Linked DNA regions of Mus musculus: region 1 is linked to region 2. The links are chromatin loops, found by intact Hi-C in ENCODE. Cell type or tissue: left cerebral cortex. All regions are shown on one strand. Region 1 overlaps Gm31508 (predicted gene, 31508). Region 2 has its middle 38 kb from the start of Gm31508.

Region 1 (5,000 bases), 100 kb before region 2:
TTAAAAGAAAAGATCATTTCTGTTGACTTTTGTTTGTTTGGTGGTAATGGGGGGGTAGGAAGCCTTTTGTTTAGTTTTTGAAATAGGATTTTATTAGGATTTTTTTTACTAGGATTTTATCCTAGGCTAGTCATGTAGCTGAGTACAACCCTTAACTTCTGATCCTATCCCTACTTCCCAAATGCTGGGGTTACAAATGTTAACCCCCATATTTATGCAAGCCTGTGGATCTAACTTAGGCTTCCGTGTATGTAACAAATACTCAACTACGTGAGCTATGACTCCAGATCTGATTTTAGGGGTTTTGAGACAGGACTTTACACGAAAGATTAGGTTGTCTTTGAACTCATGACAGTTCTGACCTCCCCTTCCAGAGAGCTGGGATTACAGAGTACATATGTGAGGCACTGTACTCAGCTCTGGCTTTTCAAATGTGCATTGTTGGTCATGGACTAGAACATGGGAATAGCACTCCCTTTGCCTGTTGGTTTGTTTTAGAATGAGATATCAAGAGGCAGCCCTTTGGCTATAGGAACAACTGTTTCCTCTTTCTCTTCGGAAGCCAGCAGAGAAAACTCAGCACAGAACCAAGGATGGAGAAATTACAGCAAGTAGAAGGGGAGAGAGAGAGTCCACGATGGCCTTGGACTTGTGGGGATGAAGGGTTGCTTGAAGCCTTAGGGAGATTCTGGGTGAAGGAAACAGACTACCGAGTCTGGACTCTCTTCTGGGCATGGGTGCTCTTGCCGAGAGAGCAGATCCTAGAGCCCAGGACAGGACATCCGTACACATGACTGTCTTTGTTACCTACACACAGCAGGATGGCATGGACTATTGGCTACTCCGATACTGCAAAGGCCTTCATTTCTTTTTCCTTTCTTGAAAGGGGCTTTCATGGATCTTAAACTGGCCTCCAACTTACTATGCAGCTGGAGAATGGCCTTGAACATATGATTCTCTCTGCTCCTCTTCCAGGCTCGCGCCACCATGTCTTGTTTACACGGGGCTAGAGAGCAAACCCAAGATTTTATACTTACCTGGCAAGCACCAGTCCCTACTACAGGGACCCATTTCAGCACCTGAATTTCTCAGTTAATGGCTGAGCGCTGGTGACATCTTAACTGAAACCGAGGCTATAGCATGACCAGGGTGGCACATGTCAGCAAAAGGCCTCAAAGAGATGCGCTCCAAGTGTAGCCTGAAGCTGTGTGGGGTGTGGAGGGAGGATTAATGGAGTGCAGAAGAGAGAGGAAAGAGAAGGCAAGCAGAAAAGATGCTGATAGGTAAAGGAAGGAGAGGGGTCAAGACAGAAACCATTGTTTGAAAAGAGAGGAGGCAAAGAAACAAAGGACAGATGCCTAGTAGCAGGTGGGTAGAAACAGGAGGAACTGCCTGAGGAAGGGCTGGCCTGGGTCTGGGTCCGTTCCACTTCCTACACAGGAAGAGGCATCATTGCCCTGTTCTCTGAGTCGGACCTCCCTGCAGAGTAAGCCCTTACTTACTCAGAGAGGGAGGCAGACACACCTCCCTCACCATAAAACCAAGGAGAGAACAGGAACCAGGACAGACAGGCAGCAAGGACAGTCAGACACAGAAGTTCTTGGCTGGCTAGAGCCCTCTCATAGACAGTCATGCTGCAGCAGGGCCTCTGCCCTTGACCCAGGACTCTAAACTCAATGGTGCACATAGGCACCAAGGGGCCCACCCCAAAGGTGTCTAGTACTGTATCTCTGAAACCTCAGTCTGTTGTACGTGTGTGTGTGTGTGTGTGTATGCGCGCGCATGCGCGTGCATGTATGAACATCAATATAATTACTGCTTCTACCCTGAAGAATTTGATTCTGTTTCTCCATCTTAGAAACACTCTAGTCACGCTCCGTAGCCAAGCTCTAGTGCATGGTGAATGAGACATTGCCTGCCCCTGGTGCTGTGTATTGTACAGCACAGCCTGCCACACTGTATGGTAGAGGACACAGTGACTGTGCATGGTGCTGTGTATTGTACAGCAAGCATGCCTGTGCACAGTGCTGTGTTGGACAGCAAAGCCAGTCACACTATACATTGTGCGCAAAAGCTTTTTGGCTTGCTGAAGCATTCCTGATGTGTTTAACCGCAGTTCCACCCCAACTCACCTCCTCCCTCAGCCCGTCTGGTTTCACCTCACCAGTGCATTCACACATCTCCATACACTCTCTATCCCACTTGTACCATGACCTACAAGTCACACCACCCACCTCCAACCCAGCCCCCTCCACCACCTCTCTACCCTCCCCACCTCCACCTACCCTTTACCTTCTGCACCCTTCACTGCACCCTCCCCCACCCACCCACCTGCACCTTAATTCTGCCTGAGCCTGAGCACAGCTCTCATCTCCAGTAAAGAGCTGCTCCCAGCCTCTGGCAGACCATTGTACTTCCTGTTCTCAGTGGCACAGCCCTTATGCCACCGCATTCCAGTCTATGTTATCCTTTGTCCACCCACCCCACCTCCTGTCTCCTCTCCTGTCCACAGAGAGCTCAGGACAGAGACTCTACAAACACCATCAGAGAAGGGCACAGTGGCTTGCCTGCAGGGGGAGCCACAGAGCCACCAGCTCAGACAGGACCCACCAAGGTCCAGCCAGGACACCCCACCAAGAACTGGAGTAGTTTTCTTTTTTCTTCTCATCTTCCAGGTCATCTCCCTGCCCTGCACCAGCAATGCTTTTTGAGAAGAAAGAAATACCGAGTTAACATTCCTTAACAGCAGATGTGCCATCATGTAGAAAATAAAGCTCTCCCTCGGCGCTCTGCGTTGGTGTGCCTCAAACAGTTCATTCTGGAACCTGTCGGTTTCACATGCTCTCTGTTGCCATGGTAATGCTTCAGTTCGAGCTGGGAAACACTGGCACACATTACAAAGGATGGCCCTGAGCCTTGCTCAAAAGTCCTCAAACTGAAATGGAGCCTTTACATGGAAGGCTGAGGCCTCTAATTCAAATGTTGGCTGACAGTGGCAAGCTCAAGGCAAACAGGTGCACACAGAGCTGAAAAGCTGTGGCTTCAGGACTTTTATTTGTCAAAGAACCATTGACCCCATTGCTGGAAATGTTTTCAAGACAGGGTATCTTTCTGCAGCCCAGTCTGGGTTGGAACTCACTATGTAGCCCAGACTGGCTGCAGGCTCTGAACACACTCTCTCTGCCTTTGCCCTACTAGTGCTAGAATTATAGACATGAACCACCATACCCAAACTTAGAAAAGATTTTAACACCTGCTTTGCCCTCTCTGCTTTCAGGCAAGAGGCACTTTATCTCACTATAATGACTTAAGGACCCAGAATCCATAAACATATCTAAATGAAGTCCTTGTGAGCACAGCACAGTAATGCCAGCTCATGGGCATCAGGCTTGGGACCCTGCTTCTCATGAGCTCTCACTAGCATGCCAAGTGTGTGTTCTCTCCCATGTGGAATGATCTCCAGGAATCTCCAAGGACAGCCAAGGAAAGGATAGATGGATGGATAGATAGATAGATAGATAGATAGATAGATAGATAGATAGATGAGAGCTGAGTAGATAGAATGCCAATACACTATGAATCTTGTTAGGTATGGAAGCATAGTCACATTTAAACCTTTTAGTTTTAAAGACACAGACAAAAGCATCTACAGGTGAAACAGGTGTCCGTTATTGACAGTGGTAAGCAGATAGGAGAATCTGATAACATATTGATAATTGTAGGTAAGGATAATGATTAGATTGGTTAATTGTGGTGTCTGTGCCTCTTCAAGTACATTTAAATTTTAAATTTTTTCATAACAAAATTTAAAAGAAAGATAGGAGACACATTAACAAAACCAAATTAAGACTTAGGGACTGTGGAGGAAGAGGGAGTAGAAAGACCTTAAAAACCAGAGATCAAAAAGGACTCTGGTGAAACAGTATTTTTTGGACATAAAAATACCACAGGACTCATGAACTCACAGCACATGTGGCTGTCCGCACAAGACCTGTACAAGAACAAGCCAGTCTGCAAGCTCACAACCTCCCACCTGTAGCTATGGAGCTATTGGCAGTTAATGGCTCCTTGGGAAGGCAGACTCAGTTTTCCTTAAGGGTGTATCTTCTGGTAGGTCCACAACTCTCCAGTGGGTGACCTCAAACCTATGTGAATATAGGGAGCACACACTGGATTCAGTGGGTCAGAGGAGGAGAAAAGGAGGAAAGGAGAGGAAGAGAAGGAAGAGGAGGAGAGGGAGGAGGAGAAACCCATATAAACAAGACTGGATCAGTAGCAGTATTAATGGACATATCAGTGTAAAAGGAAGAAAATTTCACAGGGTTCCACCCCTAGGCAAAGAACTGTAGGCAATTGGGCAATTCTTGACAGCTGGGATGAAAATTAGCCTTTCCAGCAATGAGTGCTTTTATTGGTTGTTCAATACAGAGTGATCAGCCTTGAAACCATATACATACAAGCATCAATGTGCGTGTGTGTGTGTACACAGATGTATATATGCACACACACACACACACACACACACACACACACACACACACACAATATAACCAGAGAGAAAGAGGCGATCATCTTGAGAGTGGGAGGGCATGGGAGGGATTTGAGGAGGATATCTAGAAGAGACTTGAGGGAGGAAAAGAAAAGGGGAAGCTGTATAATTCTATTTCAACTAAACACATTTTTTAAAAATATAAATTTCCCCATGCTTTTCTTGAATCTAATCCCTGGCTAACTCAGCCTTCCTACTTTTGTAACTAGATGCTGTAAACTAGTGGTGTTTAATACTGATTGTCAACTTGGTAGATCTAGAATCACTTCAGAGAGAAACCTTTGACCATGTCTTTAAGATATATATAAGATATATATAGACTGGGTTAACTGAGGTGGGAATACCTATGCTTAGTATGGGCAGCATGTTACACATACTCCATGGCCTGGGGTCCCAGACTGAAGGAAAAGGAGAATGTGAGCTAAGAATCAACAGTCATCTCTGTCTGCTT
Region 2 (5,000 bases):
GGTTTTCAGCCCCCAAAGCTGCCAGCTGGTTGCATCCTTTTCTGAAGCTTGGCCACTCTTGCACCTACTTTAGCAATGTGTGCTCCTGCACCTACCTTGTTATTCATCCTACTACCCACTAGCACCTACTCGGTATCTACGCTAGTATCTACTCCCAGTGCCTACCTACCTCAGCATCTACCTTAGTACCTAGCCTAAAATCTATACCCCAGTACCTACCCTAATATACCTCAGTACCCACCCCAGAACCTACTTTATTATCTATGTTAGTAACTGCCTGAATACTTACACTAGTACTCACCCTAATATCTATACCCCAGTACCTACCCTAATATACCTCAGTACCCACCCCAGAACCTACTTTATTATCTATGTTAGTAACTGCCTGAATACTTACACTAGTACTCACCCTAATATCTATACCCCAGTACCTACTCTGCTCCAGCTTTTTACAAAAATACAGCAAAAAAGGAAGTTCCCTGTTAAGAGTGCCAGGTTTGCCTCCAGGATGCACTGCCCACATGCTGCTGCCCCTACAAAATGCAAGCAGTATATCCCAACACCTATCTCAGTACCTACTTTATTATCCATACGCAGTACCTGCCTAAATATCTACCCCAGAATCTACCCTAATGTACCCCAGTGCATCCCCCCAACAGCTACCCTAATACCTATACTCCCGTATCTACTCTAGTATACCTGATGCATATGCTGCAGTATCCACCCCACTCAGAACCTGCTCCTATGCCCCTTGAGTCCCCGAAAGGCCAGCAGCCAAGACATGGAAAAGCACTGAGCCTTAGGGTCGAGCAGGCTGGCTGCTGCTGCTGTGCCTTAGCTGACCTCAAACCCCTGGAGCTTCACCAGTAAAGGCTAGAAGACTGCTGCCGAGAACACCCTGAGACCAACAGGAATCAGGAAATGACCATTCAGGTGAACGCAGTGGGGACTCCACAGTCAGACGGGCTGAAGGCAACAGTATAACCTGGGTACCTCAAGGCCATGCAGCTGTCCTGACCAGCACTGGGACAGTGCTGAGTGACTGGCATTGTGTGCTTGCTGGTACCTCAGGAGTGCAGAGCACCAAGGGTGAGCTCATGTGCCACAGCATCACTTACCATGACAGCTGGGCATGGATCACTAGGTGCAACTGTCACACAGCAAGAAGAGATGAGAGAGGTGAGCTGCAGGTGGGGTGATTTGCCCAAGTGCTCGTAGCTCCAGCTCTCTGTGTAATTGGTCTGGAAGGCTTTTAACAATTATTGATAGCTGCAGACCTCAAGAGTAGCTCAGTTATTTTCTGCATCGAAGCAGCGACCAAGCCAGCCCAGCAAGTACAGCCCCTTAAATTCTGAGACCATGGTGGGGGTTGGTGGGTGTCCTGACAAATGCGTGCTCGGTCACACACAGCTATTTTGCACAGCACTACACAGGACCAGAGGGTGGTCTGCACTGACCTTGGGGAACCCTGACCAATGTGGGCCTCCGTGGCATTTGTGTCGAAGGGCAATGCCCCCACAAAAGCCATTCCTCAGCAGGCGATGAGGCACTGCACCAAGGAACTGCCAGGCATGAGCGGGAGGAACTAAGAATTATGACCACACCTGGTTTTAAATCACAGCTTGGCGACAGGCACTCCAACAGTGATCCATGAGCTGCGGCACAGGTCTGCATGGCATGGCCTGTGGTTAATCTGTGTGAGCTGGTGACCTGGATAGAGGCAGGGTGCTGCCTCCTCTGCTGAGCTGCTGCTGGAGCTGTAGGACTGGCTCTGCTCAGGAGAGAACTAAGACACGGATGTCCTTCCATGGTAACCTCATGATGCTTTCTTTGCAACAAAAGCCAACAATCAGAATCAGATGCTTAAGGTCTAGGAGATCAGTGCAGGCCTATCCTGACAGCCCTGCCTATGGGGGCACTGAGGCTGGCCATGTAGTTGGCTCTGATGGGCAGGCAGCGTGGTGCTATATGGTCAAGGAGCTCACTCAGACTGTTTCACCATGCCTGGCACGCCCACAGTTGTCACCCAAGAGCCAAAGTGCATCCTGGCCACGTGTGTGCCTGTCACAGGCTGTTGTCTCCTTCGGCGGAGGCAAACACCCAAGTGAACAGAACGGGGACTGTGATTTCATTTCACAAGCAAGGAGACGCCTCCTACGCATCTCTGAGCTTATCTGAGCGGCAGGCTCCAGACCAGCAAATTGCCGCCCACCTACACACTCTGCACTTCCTCGGGGACTGAGTGAGAAGGCTCTTTGAGAAACAGATTCGGGATCTGCTCTTCCTCCAGGATGATGTTCATTCCTCTTGGGGAAGCTCATCAACTTCTATATACTGAGGAAGGGCTGGGGGCCTCTGGCATCAACTATTCAAACATCCCTAGGAGAGGGAGCCCACCTGTGCATCTTATAAGCCTCTCAAACTTCCCTGAAGGGGATGGCTTGCCCCTTCCCCACCAGTGCCACCAGCAAGCACACCACAGATAATGATTCACTATTCCTCCACTCTCCTACCCAGCTCTGTACCTCTGCCTGTGCACCCTATAAGCCGGGCACCACGCTGCTAGCAATATCCCTTAGTCCAGGCGACATCTGAATGTGCTTTAAGATAACTTTTAGCAACCTGACCCAGAGCAGAACACCCAAGCTTCCCAGTTGCTCCTGTGGCCCATCTTAAGTCCACACTGGTACAGGGCCCTGCCTGGGTGTGTATCTCAGCTCCCAGGTGCCTCCCACCCTGTTGCCTGTGTGTATGAAGGATGATGCAGTATTGGCCAAATGAGTCTGGCTGACCTTTCAAATCACGCTCCTCTCCTCCACCCTAAACTTCTTTTATCCATTATTTACTCACTTTACATCCTGACCACAGCTTCCACTCTGTCCTCTCCTCCCAGTCCCACTCTCATACTCCTCCCCCACCTCCAATCCCCCTCCTCAGGGCTCTGTTGACACAAACCTGCTGTTTGCCTCCCAGCCTCAGTAGCCTCAGCAACAGTCCATCAGGTACCACTGAGGCCTGCCTCACTAAAGGCATCCACATTGTTCTTACTTAGTCTAGCAGAGCCCAGTGTCCCTCAGTCTGGTAGGCTCAGGCCTCTGAGGGCATCTGTGAGCAAGGTGTACACAGCAGCTTCAGCATAGGCCCTCATGCCAGCTTCCATCTGAAACCCTTAAGTGCAATGCCATCATGGTTGACAGATGAACCTCTTACGTAGATAAAGACACCCAAACCTAAGGGTTATGGAACCCATATTGCTGCCCTGAGAAGCGGCATGCCCACCCCTCTCCCAGCAGAGACCCGATGAGCCAGCCTAAAATCCCACACACCAGGTCTTGTTCAGATTCATTCATGCTGGCCCTACTTTCCTCTCTTACGCCCTGGCCCAGAAGACTCCCTCCATTGACTGACTCTTCTTGGTTCTTCCTGACCACTCCCTTTTCTGTGATGGATGGCTACTGCCCTGACCTGCAGAAGCTCTGGTCCCAGAGATGACAGATACGGTACATGGCTTGTCTTCCTCTCCCTTTCCCAGCATGGGACATCAGAAGCTCTGGGCAGGGCTGTGTGGGGGAAAGGCTTTCCCGACAAGGAGACACTGGTCTTGGGGACAGAATTCAGAGGCACTCTTGTAGATCTGTCTGTGATAGTGAGGAGACCAGGGAAGCTGGTGTGGTGTGTGTGTTTGTGTCTGTGTTGGGAAGGCTTTGGCGGGGGGGCTCAGATGTGGATGAAGGGGTCTGTATGCCCTGGAGAGGCCTCAGGGTCCCTTGGTACCTACTGAGTATCAGACCCTCACCCAACAGTATCCTCTCTGCTCCAGATGGGAACCACAGAGTTGGAGATCCTCAAAATGTCAATCATTGAAGAAGACATTTTATACTTTATGAAACTAGATGAAGAAAGATGGCCAAGGTCAGGCCTTCATGGACCTAGCAGCTGACCAAACAGATACCCAACTGCCACACTTCACCCCTGCCCTGCTCTTGTTTGTTCCTTGATTTTCCCAGCCTTCATCCAGCCTGTAGTGGGATTCAGAGTATAAAGCAGTTTTCTCTTTCAGTTGCTTTCTGTACACGGGGTTAGGGCAGGACTAGGGGAGGTCTGGTATGACGGGACCCTGGTGCCATGAGCCGCAGAAGGTCCTAGACCACTCAATAGAAGGCAGGGCTCTGCCGTAGTGGGTAGAGAGAAGGGTTTCCAACTTCCCCATATAACTGTGGCAGCAGCCACACGGGCCATGGGAAGTGTCAGATTAAGGATGGCGACCCTTCTTCTCTGACCTATCAAAGGATATGGCATCTTTCCTGTTCTTCTCCCACTGGCCCCAGACACAGGTATGGCTTCAAGAGGAGCAGTAAGTAGGGGACTTAGTCCTCAGGGAAGCGGTCACAGGACCCAGAAGGAGGCTCCGGGAACTCGAATGTTCTGGGCAGTAGTCCATAAGGTCCAAAGGGATTCCTAATGAGACAGAGAGCAGTGGAGGGGAGTGAGAAGGAACAGACAAGCGAGACCTGGTGTGGATAAAGAAGCATGGCAAAGGGGAAACAGCAGTAAGGGATGCTGGGATGCTGGGATGCTGGGATGCTGGGATGCTGGGATGCTGGGATGCCTGGATGCCTGGATGTCTATATAAAAAGAAGTAAAACCATCCCAAGTGGATCCAGGAAGTAAATGCAGAGCCATGAAACATTCAGAAGAAAACACTGGAGAATATCAGGCAGGTTCAAACCATGAAGAAAGAGGCTAGACAAGTTAGATTTCAACTTCTTTCTTTCTTTTTTTTAATCCCTGTAAGTCATACTGCTCAGCAAGCAACAAGGTGAGGAAAACAGGTTATTTGAAATTACATAGCTGATAAGGAACTTACACCCAAAATAAAGAACTGTCAAAATCAATACTAATTAAACACACAATTAATTACCAACCAACTGAATCTACGGACTCTGCCAAGGAGGACATTAGATGGCTAATGAGTTTGTGAGCTGTGTAGCAGGGGCGAG

The links. A loop is a pair of places that touch in the nucleus more often than their neighbours do. Peaks named below come from ENCODE experiments on the same cell type or tissue, not always from the same donor. Only the 100,000 strongest peaks of a DNase experiment are listed, where the experiment ranks them.
Region 1: a loop joins it to region 2, with 8 times the contacts of the local background. A loop is called at or near these places in 3 of 42 quality-filtered maps.

What each region holds. Positions count from the first base shown.
Region 1 is chr12:28,972,519-28,977,518 of GRCm38, reverse strand. The region is part of intron 1 of Gm31508 (predicted gene, 31508); the gene reads right to left. Among named protein-coding and RNA genes, the nearest start is that of Gm31508, 65 kb to the right of the region's middle. In left cerebral cortex, a CTCF peak has its summit at 2,579 (motif pointing right); DNase peaks (open chromatin) are centred at 2,054 and 2,836; H3K27ac peaks cover 2,913 bases.
Region 2 is chr12:28,869,628-28,874,627 of GRCm38, reverse strand. No RefSeq gene overlaps it. Among named protein-coding and RNA genes, the nearest start is that of Gm31508, 38 kb to the left of the region's middle. In left cerebral cortex, no CTCF peak of the experiment used is centred here; a DNase peak (open chromatin) is centred at 2,164; H3K27ac peaks cover 3,110 bases.